Linked DNA regions of Homo sapiens: region 1 is linked to region 2. A link is a loop called in an ENCODE intact Hi-C map of the cell type or tissue named here. Cell type or tissue: HepG2. All regions are shown on one strand. Links, peaks and the distances in the headings refer to the core of each region. The heading gives the core; the rest is flanking DNA.

Region 1 (5,531 bases), core at 298-5,297, 410 kb after region 2:
TGTCTTCCAGCTTCATCGGATTTTTAAACCAATCAGAATGAGTAAAGGTACAGGGTTTTATTAGAGTAGCAAGGTGACTTTAAGTGAAGTTTTATATGAATTAAGTGGAAGACTACCCTGTAGTATTATGACAGGATGGATAGCAGGACAAAAAGGAGAAATGAGACATTGCCTTACAAATAGTGATAAGAAAAAAAATGGGGTACAGTGGCATGAGAGTAGATTTTAGTGTATTGGCAGCAGTAGTAGAACTAATTTAGTGAGAAATGGATAGGGACTTCTTTTAGATGTATTCTCCTTTTAGTTGCCCATTCTGACGTACAAGCATTACTGATCCTGGTAAGAATATTTCTGAGTAAATTTTATGTGCTTAACAGTCTTATGTATATCTATACATACAATATTCAGTTTTGTTCTCTTTTAGTGGTTTGATAGTCCCTGAAATAAGGGGCAATGAAACTGTGCCTGAAGTTGTTACTACATCTGGCTATGCACTGTTACATTTTTTTAGTGATGCTGCGTATAATCTAACTGGTTTCAACATTTTCTATTCGTAAGTATTTTTTAAAAATTCCTTCTTTTAATGATTCTTGTAATTTAATGTAAAAGAGGTTTTTTTTGTTTATTTTTATTAATGTCTTGTATACCAGAAGCAGGCTACCGTGTTAAATTTCAAATTAGTAGGCAGGATCCCTTCTTAAGTGACATAAAATCTTAATAATATGCCACAAAACGTGATCTAAACCTATAAGTTTGGTTGAAAATTAATTATGAAATTGACAATTGTTTTTTGGCAAGTGATTAAGTAAACAAGTACTAGTGTAGCTTTACTGGTAGCAACAGATGTGGTGAGACTGCAGGGAGTTGTGAACTGCCTTTCAGTGCTCTAAGGTATATCACTTGTAATTTGAAGAGGATTATGGGAGCTAAGTTTTTGTAGTCCCTATTGCAGAGACTGTACTGAAAGCTATGCATACATTATGTCATTTAATTACCTTCAATTCTGTCAAGTGGGTATATTTCCCATTGACACATGAGGAAATTGTGGCTTAAGAGTTAAGTGGCTATACCACTATCTCCTCTAAAATAAGAAAAGTAATATTCATTGAGAATCTATTATATGCCTGATACTTTATATACATTTTTATATCTAGAAGACTGAGGGTGAAGTAATGAGAGATGCTTTCACAGGAATGGCTAGAGAGGAAGTCTATATATTATTTTTTTCTTTTCTTCAGAATGTAGAAATTGGTAACCAGAGAATTTTTCACCAGAAATATTATAAATATCCTTGAATCAGCAATTTATTATGGAATTTATTTATCCTACAACGTATCCAAGTATGTATGCAAGGGAGAACAAATATATAGTAGAATATAATCACATGGTGGCTCACGCCTGTAATCCCAGCACTTTGGGAGGCCGAGGCGGGCAGATCACGAGGTCAGGAGATCAAGACCATCTTGGCTAACACGGTGAAACCCTGTCTCTACTAAAAATACAAAAAAATTAGCCAGGCATGGTGGCGGGCGCCTGTAGTCCCAGCTACTCGGGAGGCTGAGGCAGGAGAATGGTGTGAACCTGGGAGGCGGAGCTTTCAGTGAGCCGAGATCGCACCACTGCATTCCAGCCTGGGCGACAGAGCGAGACTGTGTCTCAAAAAAAAAAAAAAAAAAGAGTCTTAAAGCTAAATATGATAAACATACCTTTTCTTCAATAACAGTGTATGGGTGATAGCATGCTCTTTTATATTATACAACCAAGTTATATCTTGACTTCTCATATAGTTTTGAATTTTCATGAATTTAATTTTTTTCTGTAAAATATACAATCAAAACATTGAGTACTTAAGTCTTTACAAAACATTTTGCCTGGAACCGTACAGATCCTGCAGATGTTGAGCATGTAGTCGTTAGACATTTGGAGTCTTGGTATCAAAGTAAATCTGTTGAATAAAATAAGACCAACTGCAAATAAATACTAACAATTTCATAAGAGTAAGAGGGTACAGAGTAAAGAATTAAAACTACATTGTGAAATTCTGTTACATTTATAAGCACATAGGACACAGTATAAAAATTATAAAGTTTATGATGTATCAACCAAAATTCTTTTTCAATTACCTTGAATCTGAATATATATGAATTATATTTTACAGAATCAATTCTTGTCCTAACAATTGCTCTGGTCATGGGAAGTGTACAACTAGTGTCTCTGTTCCAAGTCAAGTATATTGTGAATGTGATAAATACTGGAAGGGTGAAGCTTGTGATATTCCTTACTGTAAAGCCAATTGCGGCAGTCCAGATCACGGTTACTGTGACCTGACTGGAGAAAAATTATGTGTCTGCAATGATAGTTGGCAAGGTAAGCATGTGTGGTGTGATGGCTTTTGAAACATTGATTCATATATGTAATAGATTAATACAAATTCCACACGTTTGTTTCGTTATAGTTTGCACACCCAAGCCTTATATATTTACTTTTATTTTTAGAATGTTCAGATTAATAATCAACTTCTTAATAATTTTTTTGTCACAAATAGAATTAATTGGCAAAGATTTTGTCTCCATACTACTTTGAAGATCAAATGAAGTTATATATGAAACTGAATTGTTAGGTGTGTGATAATTATGGTCTTCTGTAATTTGTTGTTGAATCTCCCCAAATTTGGTGACTTCACTGAATTTAATGTGGTGCATTCAAATTTGATTTATAAGGGTAATATAAATAGTATACTACAAAAATAAATGTTCAAAGGGACTGCAGTATATGAAACTTATTTCTTAGGAAAGGCTGACATCTTGTGGCTATTTTAAAAAGAACTAGACTATTTTTAAAAGTATTTTAGCTGCCTATTGCAGAAGTCAGATACCTAGGAAAGAATTTCTAAGTAATTTTTATAAATATCTATCATCAAAGATTAAGTTTAGACTACAGTGAAGAATGTTGGCTTATTTATCTGTATATAAAATAATAAATATTGTCATTATGAAATTAAGAGATATGCTTATACATATACCTACCCACCTAGAGCTTACTTTTTGCTAGTTACATTTACCTATGAAGAGCTTCCTTTGTGCCAACATATTAATCCTGTTGAAATAGGGAAATTTGACTCAATAATTACATAACCTGAAGTACTTGATTATGTATTATTATAACACAGTGTAATAAATAGTAGCAATAGTTCCCAAGTTAAAAACCAAAGAGAACATACTCTTCATGAAGTTGTATTCATTATTCCTGAGATGACCTTTTCAAAAAAGTGTTGTTGGGTATGTTGAGTACTTACTTAGAGGAATTATTTTAGGCTTTGTGTAAATTATGCCTGTCTTAAGCTCATGTTAGCTCATTAAAAAATATTAGGTATGTCAACTGCACAAAAGATCTATGATTTCTTATTAAATCGAATTTGGTTACCAATTGCAATTATGTCAGATGCAAATTTCTAAATGTTTTGTAATTACAGGGACATGTATTTTAAGTGACTCTTTTAATCATTTATGACTTTTCTTCCCCCCAAAAGTGCCTTGAGATGTAATTTTATTTTCATTTCTGTCGTGAAACTAAAATAACTGTCTTTTCTATAGAGACAGTGGTGTATCCATATTATATTTGATTTAAGGCCTGAGAAATAGAAATATAGCTCATATACACAGTATTTTTCAAACTGGTCTTCAATTGCTATTAGTCTCCACCTCATTTCAGCAGTCTTAAAAGCAAATGAGGAATACATTTGTATAACATTCTCTGTGAACAACTCTGCCCCTTTTCTGTTTTTTACTTACTTTCATTAGTCCTTCTTTGAAATGCTTTATTTTGTGTAAGTCTTGTAATATAGATCTGATTCAAAGTATTAAGAATTTTTTTCTGGCCTTTGTTTTTTGGCCTTTTCATATCCTATTATTCTCATCTGTAATGTCCCAAATCATAAGAATTCCTGAATCTAATATGTCTATAAGCAAATGGAAATGAGGAAGCAAATACTGGGTATGTTCACTTTTAAAGCAAAGTTATATTATCAGTAGTCTAAGAACTACTTGTCTGTGTGTGTGTATGTGTGTGTGTATGCATATATACACATATATTTATAACTACATATATATTTTATATGGAGAATAGTGTGAAAGTGCTTTGTAAATTATAAAACGCAGAAATAAGACAATTTTATACCATTTTCTTAATAATTAAGGAAATGATTTCTGAATTGATATGTTTGAAGGAGGCCTTGTAAATGAGATAATATGGTGTTTTCAAGACAAATTATGTGCAGACTGGTTACTTTGTGCCTCAAACTGATCCTGATTCTGTATTTAAGGAAGCATAGCTCCAAAGAAGGTAGGATTGTGAGCAAACTCATTTAGGGGAAAATGATGTTTTTATTTCAGATATATATAGAATGGGAAGGAATCAGTGAGGTAAGAAGAGGAGATAGATTTGCTTCTAGGACAAATGGGGAATGATCAAAGAATGAGAGACATGTGAAAATGCGGACTGCCGAGGCAATCTTTATGAGGTTCAAAATCTGGTAGTTTTATACAAGGTGTTATTTGGAACTGGATTATTTAGGTTAGAGTAACAGATTGTTGTTACCTCCATTATATTTTATCCTTTGTTGTTGCTTGACTACTTATTCTGTTTGGCTGTATGCCTAATGTATATTTTTTAAAAATGAGTGTTACCCTCTAGAAACTTGGGTTTTATTAAGATAACACAGAGGAAAAACCTAGCTTTATATTAAGTCCTTTTTTTATTTTTATTTTTATTTTTTTATTATACTTTAAGTTCTAGGGCACATGTGCACAACGTGCAGGTTTGTTACATATGTATACATGTGCCATGTTGGGGTGCTGCACCCATTAACACGTCACTTACATTAGGTGTATCTCCTAATTCTATCCCTCCCCCCTCCCCACACCCCACAACAGGCCCCAGTGTGGGATGTTCCCCTTCCTGTGTCCAAGTGTTCTCATTGTTCAATTCCCACCTATAAGTGAGAACACGCGGTGTTTGGTTTTTTGTCCTTGCGATAGTTTGCTGAGAATGATGGTTTCCAGCGTCATCCATGTCCCTACAAAGGACATGAACTCATCATTTTTTATGGCTGTATAGTATTCCATGGTGTATTTGTGCCACATTTTCTTAATCCAGTCTATCATTGATGGACATTTGGGTTGGTTCCAAGTCTTTGCTATTGTGAATAGTGCCGCAATAAACATATGTGTGCATGTGTCTTTATAGCAGCATGATTTATAATCCTTTGGGTATATACCCAGTAATGGGATGGCTGGGTCAAATGGTATTTCTAGTTCTAGATCCTTGAGGAATTGCCACACTGTCTTCCACAATGGTTGAACTAGTTTACAGTCCCACCAACAGTGTAAAAGTGTTCCTATTTCTCCACATTCTCTCCAGCACCTGTTGTTTCCTGAGTTTTTAATGATCGCCATTCTAACTGGTGTGAGATGGTATCTCATTGTGGTTTTGATTTGCATTTCTCTGATGGCCAGTGATGATGAGCATTTTTT
Region 2 (5,531 bases), core at 239-5,238:
AAAAAGAAAACGAGTGTTAAGGTAGAACTTTTCCTCTGATTTGTCTTATGTGGGGACCACTATCTCCTGAACTTACAACGGATGTTTTCTTAAGGGTAGTAAGTTTTCTTCCACTTGATATACTTCATCTGAACACACATGCTAACTGTTAAGATCAGTACACTTTTCAAGTTAGAATCATCTGGTCTAAATAATACCACCAAAGATTTGGGAATCTGAGGCAAAAGTGAGTCCTTTAAAACTCCAAGAACAAACAACACTCTACTTGAGAGGTTTCGTGCAGGTCTTCAATATTGAGTTCATGCTAGCTGCTTCTGCAGATGCCAATTATGTATAAATTTTACTATAATTGCTTGCACTGCCTGGAACTGTTAAAAAAAAAAAAAAAAAAAGCAGAAGAGCAGGAAAACACAGGAGAAACAGTTAGCTCCATTAATGAGAGCTGCCACATGAACACAGAGCTGACATGGAACTTATATTTACCATAAAGTCAAGTGTACATGTGTGCCAAATTTCTGCTCAGATCACTGCCCTAAGTCCATCCCACTGATGCCAAAGCATCATGGTATCTCATTCATTCATTCATTCATTCATTCAACCAATGTCTACTGAGCCCCTAGTACTGCCTGGGGCTGGGGAACCTACAGCAAATAAGACAGGCCTCCTCTGTGAATGATTCACCAGTGAAGTAATTTTACCATTATCATTTTTTAGGAGCAAGTGAACTGCTCTGTGCTGATGTCTTTGCTTCTACTCGTGGGAAGAAATTCTGAGAATCTTACAGCTGGACGGAAAGTCTATGGTCTTAGGAAATATTTCAGCATTATAATAAATTACTTGTGGTCATTCCTGTCTATCACCCAAATACAAAAACAATAAGACTGAAATCATGTAGGGAGAACACTGGACTAACCTGTCAGCTAGGATTCTTCAATTGCAGCACTTTTGACATTTGGGGCTGGATAATATCTTGTTTTGGGGTGCTATCATGCACATTGTAGGGTCTTTAGCAACATCCCTGGGCCTCTACCTAGTAGATGCCAGTAGCACCCCTCTCCCAGTTGTGATAAAAACATCTTCAGTCATTGTCAAATGTCCCCTGAGGGGACAAAACTGCCTCCAAATAAGTAAATAGGTGAAAGTACTCATTGAAATAGATGATCAGCAGGGCACAGTGGCTCATGCCTGTAATCCCAGCACTTTGGGAGGCTGAAGCGGGTGGATCACGTGAGCCCAGGAGTTCAAGATCAGCCTGGGTAACATGGCAAAACCCTGTCTCTACAAAAAATAAAAAATAGTCAGGCATGGTGGTGCACACCTATAGTCCCAGCTACTCAAGAGGCTGAGGCAGGAGGATCGCTTAAGCCTGGGAGGTTGAGGCTGCCATCAGCCATGTTGCATCATGGCACTCCAGCCTGGGTGACAGAGAAAGACCCTGTCAAAAGGAGAGGAGAGAAGGGGGGGAAGGGGAGGGGAGGGGAGGGGGAAAGAGAGAAAGAAGGGAAAGAGAAAGAAAGAAAGAAAGGAAGGAAGGAAGGAAGGAAGGAAGGAAGGAAGGAAGGAGAAAGAGAAAGAGAAAGAAAGAAAGAAAGAAAGGAAGAAAGGAAGGAAGGAAGGAAGGAAGGAAAAGAAAAAGAAAAAGAAAGAAAGAAAAAGAAAGAAAAGAAAGAAAGAAAGAGAAAAAAAGAAAAAGAAAGAAAGGCAGGCACTAATGCCTCTTTAAGCTAGGATTCTGTAATATTAAAAATGGCAGGTAACTAACTAGATGGTGGAAAAATAAGTATGTAGAGTGTCCCTTCAAATAAAACTTCCAAACTATCAGCAGCCAGCCCCAAAGAGTTAAGTGATTTACTGCTCTCTCCATAGCCCACCCACCCCCACACACACGTTTTCTCTACTGTATAGTAGTAAGCCCAATACATAAACACCTTCCTAATCACCTGCTGTATATTCTGAAAAGAATCATATGTGGTTCCATTTTGTTCAAAAATTTTCCTTCTCCAAAAACTATTGGTAATGAGGACAAAGAATAGAGCATTCTCTCCTGATTCAGGCGGGGTGATTAATTACCTCTGTAGAACAGCAATGCAGCAGCTGTGTCTGCCAAGTGTCCCTGGGACCCATAATTAACCCAGAAGGTCTTCCGGGGGGAATCAGACTAGAAGCCAAAGGAATATAATTAAATCCCTTGCAGTTTTAAAGGTGCTCAAGTCCTAGATTCTTAAACAAATTCATTTTTTGCATTGAACCAACAATGCTCCCATTTTTGCCCAAGACCTTCCAAATAATCTGGCTTCGTATCACTCAATATTAATTTAATATAAATTCCACAACAACAACAAAAAGCAAGGTGCAGAAGAGTATGTATGGTTGCTTTCATGTATGAAATGAATAAGATAAATATGCGTATACATGTGGGAAAAGTTACTAGAAGGTTTCCGAAACCAAAGAAACTATTAACAGTGGCTACCTCCAGGAGTATAAGTGGGGCCTATAGTCAGAGGATGCCCTCATTGAAGAGTCTTTTATGCAGTTTGATTTTTGTTCATGTATGTACGTTATTATATAATAATGACCAACCGTCATAGGGTAAACCTGGCAAGAATGGCCTGGGTTACAGTGAAAAGTAGGGAGGATAATGTGAAGCCAATGGATTAAAAACAAAACCAAACAAAAAAAACACCATTGATCTCTCTGCCTTAAATGATAAAATTAATATTGGCTATAGTTTCATAAGAGTCTGAAAATTAAATATCTAAGATTTCTCTGTAAAATGTGAAATAAGCATTTTTTGACTGCCTGCTGTGGCCAAGATACTGTCCTAGTCCTAGGCAGTTTACACAGATGATCTCAGCTGAATTTTGAACAGCCCTGAGAAGGAGGATCTCTATTCACCTACGAACTGAAGGACCTTGTCCAGGGTTACTTAGTTGTTTAAACAGCCACACAAAGGCTTGGGCTGGATGCCAAATCCTATCCTTACACTTCACCACATTTCCAGAGTGCTAGGTGAAAGTACGCTATCAAGGTCACTGACCTCACCCTCTTCAGAATATTTGGGAAAGATTCGTGACCTTTGGATGGCTGGTGTCAGGCATACACTATACAGTTCTAGATATTGCAGTTATAAGGGCATCTCTCTCTGTGCCCAGGTTTAGATGTCACACAGCTGACCTTAGGAAACAGAAAGGCTGATGTCTGTGCTTTGCTGGATGATCCCAGCAGCTTTGTGCTGGGTGTTCTGGCTGAAGTCAGGCTCCCTGCTTTAGCATTCTGGTGGCCTCTGTGAAAAATCCCGTCTTCCCAGGGCTAATTAAACATTTTCAGAATCCCCTCTCTTTAATCAAATATGCCTGCCTTTTCCTCCATTCCTTCAGAATAATTCTCAATAATTTATCTTATAAAACTAAGCCATGAAGAAGTGTCTATGAGCATAAACAATCCAATTAACCTTTCTTAAGAAAATGTGTGCCACAGTGGTTTGCTGCACTTATCAACCCATCACCTAGGTATTAAGCCCAGCATGTATTAGCTATTTTTCCTGATGCTCTCCCTTCCCTCACCCCATGACAGGCCCCAGTGTGTGTTGTTTCCCTCCCTGTGTCCCTGTGCTCTCATTTTTCAGCTCCCATTTATAAGTGAAAACATGCGGTATTTGGTTTTCTGTTCCTGCATCAGTTTGCTAAGGATAATGGCTTCCAGCTCTATCCATGTCCCTGCAAATGACATGATCTCATTCCTTTTTATGGCTGCATAGTATTCCATAGTGTATATGTACCACATTTTCTTTATCCAGTCTATCATTGATGGGCACTTGGGTTGATTCCATGTCTTTGCTATTGTGGATAGTGTTGCTATGAACATACATGTACATGTATCTTTATAACAGAATGATTTATATTCCTTTGGGTATTTATCCAGTAATGGGATTGTTGAGTCAAATGGTATTTCTGGTTCTAGGTCTTTGAGGAATCACCACACTGTCTTCCACAATGGTTGAACTAATTTACTTTCCCAACAACAGTGTAAAAGAGTTCCTATTTCTCAGCAGCCTCGCCAGCATCTGTTGGAGAAACATATTTTCACAGGACCCCTAGGAGATCCACAGGCTGCTTCAGCCAATGAGAAAACACAGAGAGAGATCTTTGGGAAGGAATGACTTCCAGTATCCTTTGAATCATAATCCTGAAACCTCCTTGTTGACGATTTTTAGCCTGGATCAACTATGGGAGTAACAAGACAGGGAAAAATGCATTGAAATAAAAAAAAAAAGCAAGCATAAAAACAATCTTAAAGAAGACAACCAAACCTGGTTTCTGCACAACATGAACCACCAAACACGGTCCTTATGTTCAATGTCAGACATTTGCCTGCCACTTACTTTCAGTCTTCACCACTCCAACTGTGCAAATAAACAAGCAAGAATAACTACTGGTGTCTAAATAAAGAAGTTATTCCCAGCAGTGGCTTAGAACCAAACCCAGAAGGTCTGAGACCCCAGTCCCTACTTTGCTCTCAAAGATCCTAAGCCAGGGTCAGCACACCTGGTAAATCTGGCTAACATCAAATGTCACTGATTACTACATAAACGCCTGACCTGGAAACTAGTTGGCACTTGTGCTCAGTTGAGATAAGGAGGGCTGCCACACTATTAATAGATTGAGTAGCTTTACAAAGTCTGGTTTGGTGGCACTGGAGGATTAACTGTGTTTTTTTTCCAAACACGTTACTGGCGTGATCCCTTTGGGGGCAGCTTCCCTAGTTAGCAGTAACTCCCTGACAGGTGAGCTTCACCTCTGGGAGTGGAGGCAGCACAAGGAAATCTTGGCCTCAGGATTTCACAGCTCGTGGGTGATGGCTTATGGACTCAGCCTGGCCAGCAGGACCCCATTGAGCATGTATGTCTAAGGAGGTGCCCAGGTGATCGCTCCCTGCTGTTCCCAGACATATCAGTCTGGAGGGGCATCCTTGGTGAATGGCCAAGCAGGCCCTGAGAATAGCTAAATGCCCTGAGCAGATAATTTTTTTTTTTGAGACAGTCTCCCTCTGTCACACAGGCTGGGGTGCAGTGGCAGGATCTCGGCTCACTGCAACCTCTGCCTCCCAGGTTCAAATGATTCTCCTGCCTCAGCCTCCCGAGTAGCTGAGATTACAGGCATGCACCACTACGTCTGGCTAATTTTTGTATTTTTAGTAGAGACGGGGTTTCACCATGTTGGCCCTTGAACTCCTGGTCTTGAACTCCCGACCTCAGGTAATCCACCTGCCTCAGCCTCCCAAAGTGCTGGGATTACAGGAATGAGCTACCACGCCCGGCCAAGCAGATAATTTTTAAGCCTTATAATCAAAGTTCCATGTTGGATTAGTCTGTTGTTGCCCTGCTGTAAAGAAATACCTGAAAGGCTTTTTTTGGGCACCAGTGGGATTCCTATAAGCAAAGGCTTGGGGAAAAAGAAACACCAGGAAAACAAATTTTCTTCCTCACCTTGTCCCTTAAAATGTGTGCATGTATGTGTGTTTGCATGTGTATA

What was found. Peaks named below come from ENCODE experiments on the same cell type or tissue, not always from the same donor. Only the 100,000 strongest peaks of a DNase experiment are listed, where the experiment ranks them.
Region 1: a loop joins it to region 2, with 4 times the contacts of the local background. A loop is called at or near these places in 6 of 110 quality-filtered maps.

Annotation. Positions count from the first base shown.
Region 1 is chr10:115,127,169-115,132,699 of GRCh38, forward strand. It overlaps ATRNL1 (attractin like 1), which reads left to right. Exons shown (of 29, transcript NM_207303.4): 4 at 425-553; 5 at 2,159-2,367. Among named protein-coding and RNA genes, the nearest start is that of ATRNL1, 37 kb to the left of the region's middle. In HepG2, for the core only: a CTCF peak has its summit at 2,788 (motif pointing left); no DNase peak of the experiment used is centred there.
Region 2 is chr10:114,716,470-114,722,000 of GRCh38, forward strand. It overlaps a transcript of ABLIM1 not described here. Among named protein-coding and RNA genes, the nearest start is that of ABLIM1, 61 kb to the left of the region's middle. In HepG2, for the core only: no CTCF peak of the experiment used is centred there; a DNase peak (open chromatin) is centred at 2,972.